Linked DNA regions of Mus musculus: region 2 is linked to region 1. The links are chromatin contacts, found by POLR2A ChIA-PET in ENCODE. All regions are on one chromosome and are shown on one strand. Each heading gives the region's core, a stretch centred on a gene start or an enhancer-like site at or near the end of the contact. The rest is flanking DNA. Distances are from core to core; before and after follow the strand shown.

Evidence for each region. ChIA-PET counts read pairs that join two places held with the same protein, here RNA polymerase II (POLR2A).
Region 2: POLR2A ChIA-PET joins it to region 1 with 10 read pairs in embryonic stem cell. The contact joins the promoter of Snapin here to the promoter of Dennd4b in region 1. POLR2A ChIA-PET finds 5 or more read pairs at or near these places in 2 of 5 experiments (Patski and embryonic stem cell).

What each region holds. Positions count from the first base shown.
Region 1 is chr3:90,261,376-90,268,794 of GRCm38, reverse strand. Dennd4b (DENN/MADD domain containing 4B) reads right to left here and starts at 3,560. Exons shown (of 28, transcript NM_001356483.1): 1 at 3,234-3,560; 2 at 1,043-1,382; 3 at 300-552; 4 at 1-47. The coding sequence starts at 1,359. It overlaps Crtc2 (CREB regulated transcription coactivator 2), which reads right to left. Exons shown (of 14, transcript NM_028881.3): 12 at 6,081-6,344; 13 at 5,438-5,624; 14 at 4,670-5,315. The coding sequence ends at 5,095.
Region 2 is chr3:90,486,079-90,493,497 of GRCm38, reverse strand. Snapin (SNAP-associated protein) reads left to right here and starts at 2,485. Exons shown (of 4, transcript NM_133854.3): 1 at 2,485-2,666; 2 at 2,904-2,950; 3 at 3,226-3,344; 4 at 3,905-5,472. The coding sequence starts at 2,524. The coding sequence ends at 4,006. It overlaps Ilf2 (interleukin enhancer binding factor 2), which reads right to left. Exons shown (of 14, transcript NM_026374.3): 10 at 7,226-7,313; 11 at 6,586-6,647; 12 at 6,401-6,515; 13 at 6,181-6,271; 14 at 5,119-6,039. The coding sequence ends at 5,879.

The DNA.
Region 1 (7,419 bases), core at 2,311-4,810:
GCCTTGGCCAGGCCTACCTTGTAGCACAGGTACACTGCTGGGCCCCACTGTCCCCAGAAATGACAAGAGATAAGCAGACACATCACTAACATCGGTTTCTGGATTCATCTTCTCTCTACTTCCCTTTAGTTATCTTTTGTCTTCAAAGATGTTCCTAATTCCAGTCCTCCCACCAAGTCACTTCTGATCTGGCCTGGTGTCAATGGCCTCGGCCCCCAAATACCCTTTGTGCCGCCCCATGTCCATACCCTTACACTAGTTCTTCAGGTTTCAGCTCTCAATACCTCAGCACCACTCACCATGCCAGGGTTGAGGTTGCGGGGTAGCCGGCAGTAAGTATGAGGAGTACCCTCACCCTTGCTGGGCAGAACCAGGCAGAGGTCAGTGATGCCCAGGGCATGCAGCCCTGCCCCTTCTGCTGCCCGCCGATACATGAGGTAGGTGCGGGGGTGCCCGGGGCCTGGAGGGGCCAGATTGGCTGAGTGGCTATACGGTGTCGTGTCAAGCACTTGGAACCCAAGCTTGGGTCGTTCCTTCCCTTCATATAACACCCTGGCACAGAGGGTAGAGACATCAAGGGGTTAGGATAGAAAGAGTCTTGGATCCTGCTGGATCTTCCTACCTGGTCTCCTAAACCTGCCATGCTCTCTTAGCCTTGTCAAACCCTGGTAGTATAGCCCACCACTTCCTACTTAGGTCTGTGCTCTAGGATCCCTTCAGTCAGTAACCATCCCTTCAACCCATACCTTCCATAGCTCTCAAGAGTAAGCACTCAGAACCAACAGGCTCTGCAAAGTTCAAAGTTCCTCACACGGGTTACTTCATTTAATATTCTGAGCCAGCCAGAGAGGAGCCACTATCCTCATTTTGCAGATGAGGAAACGTTGACCGCAGCAAAGGCAGTGAGCCCATTCTCTTGACCTCTAGCCTATTCCGCTGTGGTCCCCACATTCCTCCTCTTGACCCATATCCCTACCTCTTCTAGCTCATTCAAAGGTCCCTCCCAGCTTCCTCTAGTGCCAGCGTGGATAGGGGTACGTACCCCAGCTCAACGAGGGGGGGCTTGTCACGCCCCCTGCGGTAGCAGATGACTGGTTGAGTTCCACCCAGGAGCCCAGCACTGAGCTCCAAGGGGTGGCCACCCGCAGAAGTCTGAATGCATGTATAGCCCTGGGGCACCTCCTCGCCCAGTGCCCTAGCGATGACTGCCACATCTGTAATAGGTTCAGCTGGCCGGGGAGGGCGCAGGGGCCCGGTAGGCTCGGGAACCCACTTCTCCTCAGGTATAGGCGCTCCATTTCCTGCAAGCCCAGCCACCACAAAGTAATCCACCAACCGGGGAGGCCGCTCCTCTGCCATGGCCTCTGCTTCACTCACTGCATCTGGAATGGTCAATCGAGGAAGAGATGGAGCAAGAGAGGATAATGTTCCCATGGCAACGATAGTGGACACCCCCCCTTCTTCTTCCTAGTTCTTCTAAGGAAAGGATAAATGATCAGCCAATCTTGAATTCTTCCACCTGTGACATCACCAAACTCTCATATTCCACCACAGCTCCTTAGAGACCACTAGGTCCTTCCTTCTTAGTGACATCAGCCCTTTTTTCCCAAAGAACCCAAACTCCACTCTACAACACACAACTGACATATTCCTCACCTATTCCTTTAAAGGCCTGCCTCTCCTTGCCCGCTACAATTACGTCTCAGAGAACACAGTATTTTCTGTAATGGCCTGCAATGACATCATTCACTCTGGCTACCACATTACACCAACTTTTGCTTTGTCAAAGGTCTCTGCTCTTGTAGCAACACCACAAGAACCTTCCGATGCAGCTAATGTTCTTAAAGCACCCATCCTTTCATTTCTAGAAGACTTTACAGATGCCTAGGAAGGCTTACAAAACCCAAGATTTAGCTTCTGCTCATCAGATTTCAAGTATCCTTTTTTTTCCCTAGCTTAACTTTACCTAGTTGGCCAAGCAACCAGGACTTTCCCATCTCCAGGATCCTTAGGTGTCTGTAGTTAGGCACAAAGGGACTGTAGGAGTCAGCTCCAGTCATGCCATGCCCGCGCCACCCAGCCCAAGACAGAATCGGGGCCACAACAGCCTATTGGTAACTTATCTCACCTGCCTCCATGGCCTGACCCTGGGGAGTGGAAGCCCCAAGAGTCCTGAGGTGCCCCAGGGTGCTGAAGGTGGGAAGAAGCCTGGCGGGTAGCTTGCAAGGGGCTAGAGGCTGAGAGAGTGCTTCAGAGGGGAAGGGAGGCTACTTCCTGAAATGGCTGCGAAGGGGAAGCTGTCGCTAGCTCAGCATAAGTCAGCCTATGGGTGTGTGGTATCGCTGGGGGGGCGGGGGGGATAGTACTGTTTAAGGTGCCAGCACAGCATCAGACCAACGCAGACCTCCCACTAAGGGTCCTGTGCAAGGCAGGGAAGCTTTTAGTGTCTCCAGGATGCACAGTCTATTTAACCTCCCGCTCTTCCTCAGAGAACTAGAGCCAAACCGACTGTCTTCTCAACCTGGCCTCTGGACACACATGCCCCAACTCAAGCTAAATTTAGCTTGAGCTTCTCTACATCTGAGAGGTGAAGCCAGGAGTCAGCGTCAGCCTCCTGATTTAACTCCAGGACACAGCTCACTCTCTCATCCACTGCAGGCCAATAGTAGTTCTGTGCTCCAGACAGTAGGCAAAAGCCGTTAGATGAGACCCTCTATAGGCAAGTGGGTGGTCCCGGATCAACAGGACTTGTGTGTCCAGGCCTTCCCTTATCCAGCCAGGGAAGAGTCCTATAGAATGCAGCCCCTTCTCCCTTGGGGGAAAACAACGGCACTGGAGCCACTTTGGGTCCCAACGCCCACATGCCGAATGACGGGAAGTCGGGGCTAGGGCAGAGGGCGCGGCGCGGGGGAGGTGGCTGAGCAAGAGGCCGGAGGGCCGAGAGAAGCGCGCGCGGGGACTGCCGAGGACGTGACGGCAGCAGCGCCAGCAGCCGCGTGACCCAGGCGGGAAGGAGGGGTGCTCTGGCTTGAGCGCCCGCGGGAGCTCCAGGTTGTAGGATGTCGAGCACAGCTAGCTAGCTCTGGGTTGCGCCCTCCCCTCCACTTTCACTTCTCTGGGAGGGAGGAAGCGGAACCAGATGCGCAGCGTAGAACAGCTGGGGACAGTCCCTGGAGCCGCCCGCCCTCCGCCCGCCCTAACCCGCCCGCCGCCCCGCCCGGTCCGGCCCCTACCTGCCTGCCCTGGGACTCCCCAGCCGGCCCGCTGGCGGGTGGCTCTGAGGGCGGGCTGGCGGGCCGGCGGGCGGCTGGGCTGCTATCCAGCCCCGGACATGGCGCACTCGACTTAGGAGCCGCTCGCGCCCGGGCTGAAGGAAGAAGCAGCAGCCGAGGGCGCCGGGCACGGTGGAAGAAGATCTGGGCGGTCCCAGCGTCCCCGCGCGCTGCGCCACGCGGGGACTGCTGCCACACCACACCGCTAGTTCCAGCCGCGCGGTCCTCCCGGCTCCCACGTTGCTGGGGACCCCAAGCTCTTCAACGCGCCCTGCTTTCTCCACTCATACCCGCCCCCCACCCCCCCAGGAGCCGCGGGCGCCTCCGCTATTCTGCCCCCCCCCACACACCCGGGCCTGCGGCCGTGACCCTGGCTAGCGCCGGCCCAACACCCTGCCGCCTGCAGTGCGACCCCTGGTGGCTGGGAGGGCCCCCTGCAACCAAGCGGATTCCCACCACCCGGAGGAAAAAGCAAGACACTGACCCCAGATGGCCCCGAAGTCAGAGTCGGTGCTCCTGTCCTGCCCTACCGTCAGATGTGGCCACTGTGCCACAGCGAAGGCCCTGAAGACCTAGACCTGGGAAACCCAGGTGACTCCCCACTTCCACGTTTAGAACCCACTGGCCAGAGCCAGAAACTCTCAGTTCTTCTTTCGAGAAATGACAAGAACATTGAAAAAGAGGAAGAAAGGCATGAAGCCGAATAGTGGAGGTGTAGCACTCCTTTCACTATGCTGGGTGAAGTCTAACAAAGCCTTCGTGGAACATGGTTGTCTCCCAAGGATCTATTGCGTTAAACCCAAATGGAGCAGTGAAATGGATGAATCGACATACAGTCCTCAGAACATGAGATTGCTTAGGTCCCCCAAACATAAACCAAGTAAGCCAGCTAGGCCTGCTTACTTCTCTCTAGAAGCATCAACACTGGCAATAGCCTCCTCCAGGAGAGGGGAGGATTTTCTAACAGAAACAACTGTGACTTGGGACAACAGCCTCTCCTTACCCAGGGCTTCAGAAGAGTAACTTGTCAGGCTAGTCACGGTGCCCCATCCCCTGATGCTGCAGCAGGCAGGGCCTTAAACAAACAAGGGCACATAAGGTGACTTCCTGCTGCCTCGGTGAAGTCTGTATAGGCTTTAGGATACATCCAGTTTGGGACCTAAATCTGAGAATGGTGCTTCCGCACAAGCACAAAAGTTCTGAGAGGATTAACGCACACCCGTAGCCCTAGCACTAAGGAAGCCAAGGTGCCAACGGGCACGTGTGACTTCTAGGTAGTCTGCCCTATGTAAGAGAAATCCTGTCAAAAAACAAACAAACAAAAATGCAACACAAAAGAACCTATGGCACCAAACCTCCTTAGGTCCCCAGCCATGTACCAAATAGCCAAGCACACAAAAGGTTTAATAGGATTTTTTATTAACATATAATATATTTAATAAAAAATAATATCCATTCTGGCTCTCTCTTCCATTGCAAGGGGAAGAGAAATAGGGAGGGGCTGGTAGTGCCCATCCCTTCTGGACAAGCCCTCTCTCCAAGATTTCCCTCTACACCTTGCTTCCCAACAGGCTCTGACCTCCAGACAGACGGTTTTCAAAGTTACAAGTGCTTTTAGGCCCTCCCTTGAATTCCCCCAAGCCCACCAGACATACAGCATTCAGGGGCCACCTGGCCAAGCCCCTTCCCTTTCCTCAGTTTTAGGATCCTTCATTCATATTAGAAAAAGGATCTGGGGGCAGAGAGTAGTCTCTACTGGCCAGGGGGAAGGGATGAAGACTGATGGGACAGGGCCATGAAGAAGGATGGCAGTGAGGTCCCCTCACTGTAGCCGATCACTACGGAATGAGTCCTCCACAGCAGGGTCAGGCAGCAGGGCACAGGGGTCACTCAGCATAGTTAGTCCTTCCAGGCCCAGTGGCTCCATGCGCAGCTCATCTTCTAGCCCCAGGCCCAGCTCCAACCCAGATGCTGACACCTCAAAGCCAGGCACTCCAGCCAGGGCTGCTGCAATCTCCTTAGAGAAACCTGGGGAAGAGTCTCCTGTGTGTACAAGAGGTGGGTAAGGATCTCAGGCCACACCTCCAGACCCCTCAAGCTCCTATCACAGCAGTGAGGCTGTCAACTCTTCCTGCCAGTCTCCACCAGCACCCACACTCCCTTACCTGTGAGTATGATATTAGGTCCTGAGCCATGGCGGGAACAGTGGGTCAAGTTCTGGTGGTTGAGGACGTGAGGGTCCTGGGGGCCACTCATTGATCCCTCACTCCCTAAAAATCCAGGACCTTCAGAAAAGGCAGGGGGATCCAGCACCAGGCTGGTTGATGGGCTCTCCATGTTGAATTGCTCCAGCTAGGGACACACAGACAGACCTTAAGGAAGTGGGCTTCAGAACAGGGTGTCCTGCCTAGCTCTGCTGATATGTCCCCTTTGCCTAGCAAGCCCCATCCACCCAGGAAGAGAGGCAAAGACAGAAGGAGGTGATAGCAAGCAGAGCCAACAGAAGCGAGCACGGGGCCCGAAGAAAGTGTGGGCACCGTACCTGCTGGGCCAGAGCATGTGCATGCCAGGAAGAGAACGGGTCAAGGCAGGAGTCATCAAAGAGCAAGCTGAGCAGAAACAGAGGGGCAGGAGTAGGGGTCAAACACAGGAAGACAGGAGCCCCAAGCTGGCATTGCTATGTTACCTAGGGGAAAAAGAGGTCCACCCATATCTCCCAATTCAGCATACCAGTGACCACTCAAGTAACTGACCCACCCTCAGCCCACCCCCATCCCCCATTTCAGAACTATGAGTTTGCATACTCACATTCCCCAAGCTGAAGTCATTTATTGGGCGGTGGTAAGGCTGTTGCCCATGTCCACTGGACCCAGGTGGGTACAGTGCCCCATAATGTGGCTGCCTGCCTGGAGGCTGTCCACCTGAGGGCTGCACTAAGCAGGCCTGAGAGGGCAACTGCTGTAGAGACTTTGGGGTGGGTGGATGGGTGGGTATAACTAGACTTGGGGGGCTATATGGGTATGGGGGCAATCGCTGGTCAGTAGGCAATTTACTGGTATCCAAGGGAACGCCCTGAAAAGGGAGAAAATTTATTCTTTAGTGTGATCCCCCAAAAGAACTCTTAAGAGTTCCCCACCTTGTAAGCTGTACCTGTCCTCAATACAAACATAACAATGCTCCAAGCCATGTGTACTGGTGCGGCCCCTGTAACCTCAGCACTCTGGAGGCAAGAGCACTGCCTCTGCTTGTCTCCCCACTCTCCCCCAAGCCAACACCACCCTAGGCTTCCACGCACATCTCTGGGGTTGGTGGAAATTACACAAAATGCCTATTAAAATGTAGGTGCTCAGTGAGGCTAAGCCCAGCAAGGTTAATCTTAAACCCGTTCCGTAAGTGACTGTTCCTAATCCCCGGTACCTGGTATCAGTAACTGGTTCCTTGTGACAGCTCACTAGAGACTGACTGTTAATGCCACAGGGAGGATGACCACTACTGTTCTGAAGCCCTGGAGGGGCTTCACGGACCAGAGGGGAGGAGAGGAAGAAGTAGAGGAGATGTGGAAGGAGAAGTGCCCTCCCTGGCATGGCTTCCCTACAGGAGAGGGTACAGATGGAACACAGAACATACATCCAGGAAACAGCCATGGAGTAGGGCAGAGGACGGCAGAGAGGAGGAAAAGAATAAGGGGAAGGAAGAACAGGAGAAAGATTTGAAAACTTTAGCACGGAGGCAAGTCTGAAAAGAAAAAGGAAAAGAAAGCTAGGCAAGGTAGCTCATGCCTGTAGTCCAAGCTCTTAGGAGGCAGATGCAGCAAGGATCAGATGCTCCAGGTCAGCCTCAACTATATCCTGAGTTCAAGGCCAGATGAACTACATGAGACACCATCTCCACCATTTGCGCAAATGTTGGGAAATTACTTTCAGTTCAGGCACCAAGTTTTTCACTTATACAGAGTGAAAGGACTGAGCTCTGTGGTCTGAGACTCTCGGGCTCTATGAGTTCCACTGACGTAGGGGAAATAGGAGAGGGATGAGCCAGAACAGAAGTGATGGGGGATGAGCGGAACTGGCAAAGGAAGGATAAGAACAAAGACAGGCCAATGGATAAGCTACACTGGCACCTGTGCTATGCCCGATGCCGAATACTC
Region 2 (7,419 bases), core at 1,236-3,735, 230 kb before region 1:
TTAAGAATATTCTTGGGTGAGAAAAAGCTAAAGAGATGGTTCAGTGATTTAAGAGTACTTACTGCTCTTGCAGAGGTCTCCAGATGGGTTCCCATATCAGGAAGCTCCTGTTAACTCCAGCTCTAGGGAATCCAACACTCCTGTCTTCAAAGCCCCAGGGGATTTTTTGTCTCTGAGCACTCTCACACGCAGGCACACACACACCTGCACCTAGTTTTCAAGTAGTGATTTTTACAGCAATCTGTCAGAGAGCTGAAGCAATGGCTTAGGACATGATGCTTTTTCAGAGACCTGGTTTGGTTCCATGTACCCTTGTCAGCAGCTTACAACTGCCTGTAACCAACTCCTCTGATCTCCCTAGGAACCTAATATGTACATACCTTTCCTCACACCTGCATATACACACCAAAAAACAAAACAAAGCAAAAAGGTAGAGCCAGCAAAATGGCTCTGAAAGTTAAGGGGCCTACTGCCAAACCTGAAGGTTCAATGCTGGGGACCCACATGATGGAAGGAGAGAATTGACCTCTCACAAATTGTTCTCTGACCTCTACCCATATGCCATGGCAAAGGTTTCCACACACACATGAACACACACAAAATAAAACTGAAAAACAAATCAAAAACAACTTTAGAAGCTAAAGCTGGTATAAGCCTGAACCTGAGGCAGGAGGATCACATACATAGTCAAGGCCTGTGTGTACTACAAAGCAAATTCAAGTCCAATCTGGCAATTTAGTGAAACCTTATCTCAAAAAGTGAGGTGGGGGTAGAGGGAAGGTACAGTAGGACTATAGCTCAGCAGAACATTTGTCTAGCAATCACAAGGCCCTGGTTTCAAGCCCCCCTCAAAAATTTCAGCAAAACAAAAAACCCTTAACTTTAAATCCTGTCATGGTGGCACAGACCTGTAACTCCAGCACTTGAAAGACTTAAAACAGAGCTTGTACACTATGCCCCTCCTTAGAATTGGGAACAAAACACCCATGGAAGGAGTTACAGAGACAAAGTTTGGAGCTGAGATGAAAGGTTGGACCATGTAGAGACTGCCATATCCAGGGATCCACCCCATAATCAGCATCCAAACGCTGACACCATTGCATACACTAGCAAGATTTTATCGAAAGGACCCAGATGTAGCTGTCTCTTGTGAGACTATGCCGGGGCCTAGCAAACACAGAAGTGGATGCTCACAGTCAGCTAATGGATAGATCACAGGGCTCCCAATGGAGGAGCTAGAGAAAGTAGCCAAGGAGCTAAAGGGATCTGCAACCCTATAGGTGGAACAACATTATGAACTAACCAGTACCCCGGAGCTCTTGACTCTAGCTGCATATGTATCAAAAGATGGCCTAGTCGGCCATCACTGGAAAGAGAGGCCCATTGGACAAACAAACTTTATATGCCCCAGTACAGGGGAACGCCAGGGCCAAAAAGGGGGAGTGGGTGGGTAGGGGAGTGGGGGTGGGTGGCTATGGGGGACTTTTGGTATAGCATTGGAAATGTAAATGAGCTAAATACCTAATAAAAAATGGAAAAAAAAAAACAGAGCTTGTGAGCTCAAGGCTAGCCTTGGTAACACGGCAGGACTTTCTCTAACAAAAATAGCAAATCTTTAGAAATAAAACTCGAGGGCAGTGGTGGGATACACCTTTAATCCCAGCACTGGAGTTCAAGGGCAGCCAGAGTGAGTTCCAGGACAGCCAGGGCCACACAAAGAAATCCTGTCTGCAAGAAAGAGGGAGAGGGAGATAGATGGGGAGAGGGCAAAAAAAAAAAAAAAAAAAAAAAAAGAGGGAGTGGGAGAGAGGAAGAGAGAGAAAAGAAAGAACCCTTAACATGAATATTACATGGCTTTCTCATCAATTCCCATGGAGAAGGCTATGGACAATAGCACTTAGATGGCTCAGCGGTTAGGAGTACTAACTGCTCCTGAGTTCAAAACACAGCAACCTTCAAATCCCAACAACCACATGGTGGCTCACAACCAGCTGTAATGAGATCTGATGCCCTCTTCTGGCGAGTCTGAAGACAGCTACAATGTACTTACATATGATAAATCTTTTTTAAAAAGGAAAGAAGGAAGAGGAAGAAGAGGAAGAAGAAGTAGAAGAGGAGGAGGAGGAGGAAAGAGAGAGAGAAAGGAAAGAAAGAAAGGAAGGAAGGAAGGAAGGAAGGAAGAAAGAAAAGAAAGAAAGAAAGAAAGAAAGAAAGAAAGAAAGAAAGAAAGAAAGAAAGAAAGAAAGAAAGAAAGAAAGAAAGAAAGAAAGAAAGAAAAGATCAGCCTGGTTTACATAGTTACAGGGCAATCTATCTCCAGAAGTCTAGATCCGCCCCCTACAGGCCCATGGAAGAAGAGGCTCTGGTCCCGGCCCGCTTGCCGGGGCTCACTGAGGACTCCATTTCCCAGCTATCCCACTGCCGTCTGGGCTGTATATCTAAGCGCCCTCTCGCGGTGCACAGCGGCGGTCTGGAGTTCCCGGCGACCCTCGCGGCAGGCTGAGGGCGTCAGGGCAGTTCGCGATGGCCGCGGCTGGTTCCGCTGCTGTGTCAGGGGCCGGGACCCCAGTGGCGGGGCCCACAGGCCGCGACCTCTTTGCCGAGGGGCTCCTGGAGTTCCTGCGACCCGCGGTGCAGCAGCTCGACTCTCACGTGCACGCGGTCAGGTGCAGGACCGGGTTGCTGGGGGCGGGGCCTAGGGAACTGGCTTTGTAGGGGCGGGGCCCCGAAGAAATACTAGATACATTCTTGAGACACTGATGTTGAGACTGGGTAAATAGGCGGAAGGGCCTGGGTGAGGCCTTGAAGTTGAGGTTGGCTTGTCTCAGTATTTGGGGAATAAGTAGAATTCGTTTCCCGCGTCCCAGTCACTGACCGTTGTAGACTTTTGTACCACTTTGCAGAGAAAGCCAAGTAGAGCTCCGGGAACAAATTGACAACCTAGCTACAGGTGAGTGAGCAGCCAGGATACCTAGAATCCCTGATCTCACTTTCGGGAACTTTGTTTCCCCAGGTTTTAGGCTAAGTTTCTGTCACTTGCTTCTCAATATCAGAACTACCCAAGGACTCCAATTTCTGGGGATATTTTAGGACAGAATGGAAGAAGGGAAGGTGTCTGTGGCCCACACAAGACTGCAAGAGTATTTTTCATCCCATTCCTCTCTTCCATTCCCTAAGAACAAAAAATGAGCCATTAGATGTTGGTTGCCCATTTCCTCTTCCCAGAACTGTGCCGGATCAATGAGGATCAGAAAGTGGCCCTGGATCTGGACCCCTATGTTAAGAAGCTGCTTAATGCCAGGCGACGAGTTGTCTTGGTCAACAATATTTTACAGAATGCACAGGTAAAATAATAAAATAGTAATAATAATAATAATCCCAGCAGTGCATGGTGGTACATGCTGTAGTTTCAGCATTTGGTAGGCTAAGGCAAGAAGGATGGCTTGAACTTTGAGCAGAGCCTGGACTATCAAATCAGCTAGGGCTACATAGCATGACCCTCTTTCAAAAAAATTTCTTCTTGTTTATCCTGCTTTATGTCTTCAACACTGTGAAGCAACTATGGGGGAAAAGAGTGGTGTTAACTAATCTGATAATAAAGGCCCATATTCCCCTCACCCCATTACTAGGCCTCAAACTAGACAAGTGCCAATTCTTAACTTCTAATTCTTAACTTCTAGTGGCTGTCATTTACAAGTCCATTTTAACGTAAAGGGCTGGCTTGAAAAGAGCCAAAGCCAGCTGGACATATAAGCAGGCAAATTTCTGAGTTTGAGGCCATCCTGGTCTACAGAGCAAGTTCCAGGGCTACACAGAGAAAAAACAGTCTGGGGACAGGGGCAGAGGGGACTCAGTTAAAACCTTTTACAGCAGTCATTAGATTCCCCATCTTCCTGTCTTACAGGAACGACTAAGGCGGTTAAACCACAGCGTGGCCAAGGAAACAGCTCGCAGGAGAGCTATGCTGGATTCAGGAGTTTACCCTCCTGGTTCTCCAAGCAAATAAGCACGGGCCCGTGACCTGAGTATACAAGTACAATTCTCCAACGGCTTTGTCTGGTAGACACGAGAAGATTCCAGGAAAGTCTCTGTAGACCTTTGATTTTTTTTGCACTATGTACTCATTCATGTAGCCGCCTCAAGAAACATGCGTACGGCAGGACTATTTCCTAAAGAACCTCCATCACAGCTTGTCCATCCAAGAAAGAGCCTCTACCTTTTGGGTTTTGTTAATCTTGAGACAAGATCTCAGTATGTAGTCCCGGCTGGCCTCAAACATGTCCTCTTGCCTTAGCCTCCTGAATGCTGGGATTATAATAGGCATGTGTCAGAGTGCCGGGCTCAAGCCTCTATATATTTCCCCCAAAGAATACTAAGTAAATTAGGCATCGTGTGGTAGAAAATTGAGAAAACACCAGATTTAGTGAGAAAGTATACTCCTATTTCTCCCCCTCTGCTTCACCACAGTTCCTCTCAGAAGGTAATAACCTTTCCAGGATCATCTTACACTCTATAATGTTTAGGTTAACTCCTATTAACAAGTTTCGCAACTGTTGCCTTCATTGCTACCCAAGGAGAGCATGCCAGATAGCGAGGATCCAAGGTCAAGGCAGAGCCTTGACAGCTAAGAGTCCTAAGCTTTTGCGATTTTTTTTTTTGTTTAGACTACATATTTTAAGGGCTAGAGGGATGGCTCAATGGTTAAGAACACTGGTGATTCTTCCAGATGGCGTCCAGTGCTTAGCGCCCACATGGTGACTCACAGCAGCCTCTAACTCCAGCTCCAGGGGAACCCAATGCCCTTGTCTGGCCTTTTGGCCCAGCACACACACACATATGATGCAGATATATATGCAGGCAAAACAACCATCCTCATAAAATAAAATTTAAAAGTTACATATTTAAGCGCCATCCTTTCCAGGCTTAGCCAGCCAGTGTTAACCATCCTGTTACTCCTATTACTGGGGCTGGGCAGTTTCCTTTACCTGTAACTCCACTTTGTTTACAACTGAGGACTTAGGTAAAGTCAAGGTAAATAATTTATCCTCTTGGCCACCCTGGCTTGACTATGTTAATATTAAGTATTGCTCAACATTATTAAATAAATGCTTGTACTGGTTATTTTAACAAAAAAATTTATTTTATTATGGTTTCAAAGGGTTCAGGACATGGTCACACTGATGCATATTTTGGGGCCTATTTTGAGACATGAGAATGTGAGGTGATCAAGCTTCCAAGAGAAGGGAATGCTGGACTCTGCCATTTATCCCTTTATTCTGTCCATGCACTGAGCTCATAAGATGCTTTCACCCCACATTTAGGGTTAATCCTTTGCAGAAATTTCAGGTTATTTTAGGCCAAGCTGAAGAAATTAGCCATCACAATGGTATCCTAGGAATCTATTACTTTCAATTTATATAATTTAAAACAGCAATCTCAATGTTTATAATAAAAGACTCAACTTGAATTCTACTGAGGTTATAGAAGCCAAATGTAGTTGCTACATATTGAAGAAAAATAAAACCAAAAGCCCTAGTAGGAAGTACTTTAATCATTTTTCTTAGAAAAAAAAAAAAAAATTCCCAGATACTCAATGACCGTTTACAGCATTTCAACACAAAGTACTTGGTTGGGAGTGGTTAGGTTTAAATATTGGGAATGTGTGGCATTCTGCTTCCTCACAGACGGACAGAGGGCATACGCAGTCACAAATGGGAGACTTCTAGCTGCTTGGCCACTATCGAAACAGTAGCGTTTTTTTCTTTTCAGTTTGTTTCCCTTCCTGCTGTCTCCCTATGCCACAGAAATGCCGCCATCTAAAGCCCCATGGTGGCTGGCTTAGCCTCTCTTCCCTTGGGGAGAAACAGTAAAGGGAAGGTCACTCCTGAGTCTCCATGCTTTCTTCTTCTTCTCCTTGAGGTGGTTCTTCTGTGTTCTCCTCCTCTTCCTCCCCCTCCTTCTTCTCAGGTGGCTTCTCATAAGCCTTTTCTGAGGGTGTCACAATCACTCCATCCCAGGTAGATATTTCAGAAGCAAGATCTAGAAGAAACAGGGATAAAACCCACTTCATACAAATATCCCAGTAAACAAGATAAGCTATATTCATTAATATTAGACCACCTTTAGATACGGCTTCTCTATAGTTCAGAACCCCTGAACCACACCACAGAGATAACTTACAGCTGGCATCCCCCTCCTGGCCAAGGATCTTCCTAAAGCCTCCATGGGAGAGAATTCGAACCAGAGTCTGAGCTGTGTAGCAGACCATATCCTGAAGAACAAGGAGAGGGAAATGAGCCAAAATAAATAGACTATACATGACTAACATCCGTGTGAAACAGGTCCCCTGGTCCTTGGCCTTCTGGCCAGAACCCCACTCATTTCGTGGTTGTCTTAATACCTGTTGTTCTAGGGTCATAACTGTGTGTACCCTGAAGTTGCCACTCTCACACGGGTCAGTGATGCCCACTGACCCAGGCAAGAACAGTCCTGCAGCCAGAATCTGCAAGCAGCGCCTGAAACACAAAGACACTTAGAAAGCAAACAAAACAGCTTAGAACCGAAACCCAGAGAAGTGTGTTATACCTGTAAGCCACATTCAGGGCCAAAGGCTGTCTGGTGGGGTTGTTCATTACAGCATAGTGCCCCTGGAAGAGAGTAAGTCTGGTAGGTGTGCTACCATCTGGCAATTCCATACTCAAACAAACTAAAACTTCAAGTCATGAGGAATACTAGCAATAACAAGCTGACAGCAATAACTATGATTGCCCTGAGTATTAACACCTCAGTGAAACAGTGGACTTCCAGTCTCCCAGACTTTCCTGTCTCCCCAAGTAACCCTGACTGTCCTGTAACTCAGAATACTCTCTTTAAGACCGACCAAAATTTTCTTAAGTTTCACTGAATTTCTGATGTTGATAGGTTTAAGAGTAATGAAGCTTCCTGTGTTTGTACATGCCTTTAATCCCAGTACTATGGAGGCAAAGGCAGACCTGAGTCTGAGGCCAGCCTGGTCTACAAAGCAAGTTCCACAACAGCCAGGGCTGTACAAAGGAACCCTATTTCAAAAAAGATAGAAAGTACAGAACAAATAAATAAATTTACACAAAGATGACACCAGTGCACCCCTGTTCCTTTTATAGTACTGGCCAGTGAACTAAGGACTCTCACATACTAGTGAAGCACTCTACACAGGCTACACCCTCAGCATCCCCTTTTTACTTACAAGTAGGTCAAGGATCCAGGGTGTGAGAGGCTCAAAGCCAGGAAAACGAATCCGTAAGTCCTTTAGCAATCTTATGAGAACTTTAACTCTGAATAAGAGACCCAGGAATTAAGAGATAATAAAATCATATTGACATTTCTGCACAAGTTAGGAGTCAAAACTGACTGTACTATTTAGAGAATTATATATACAGT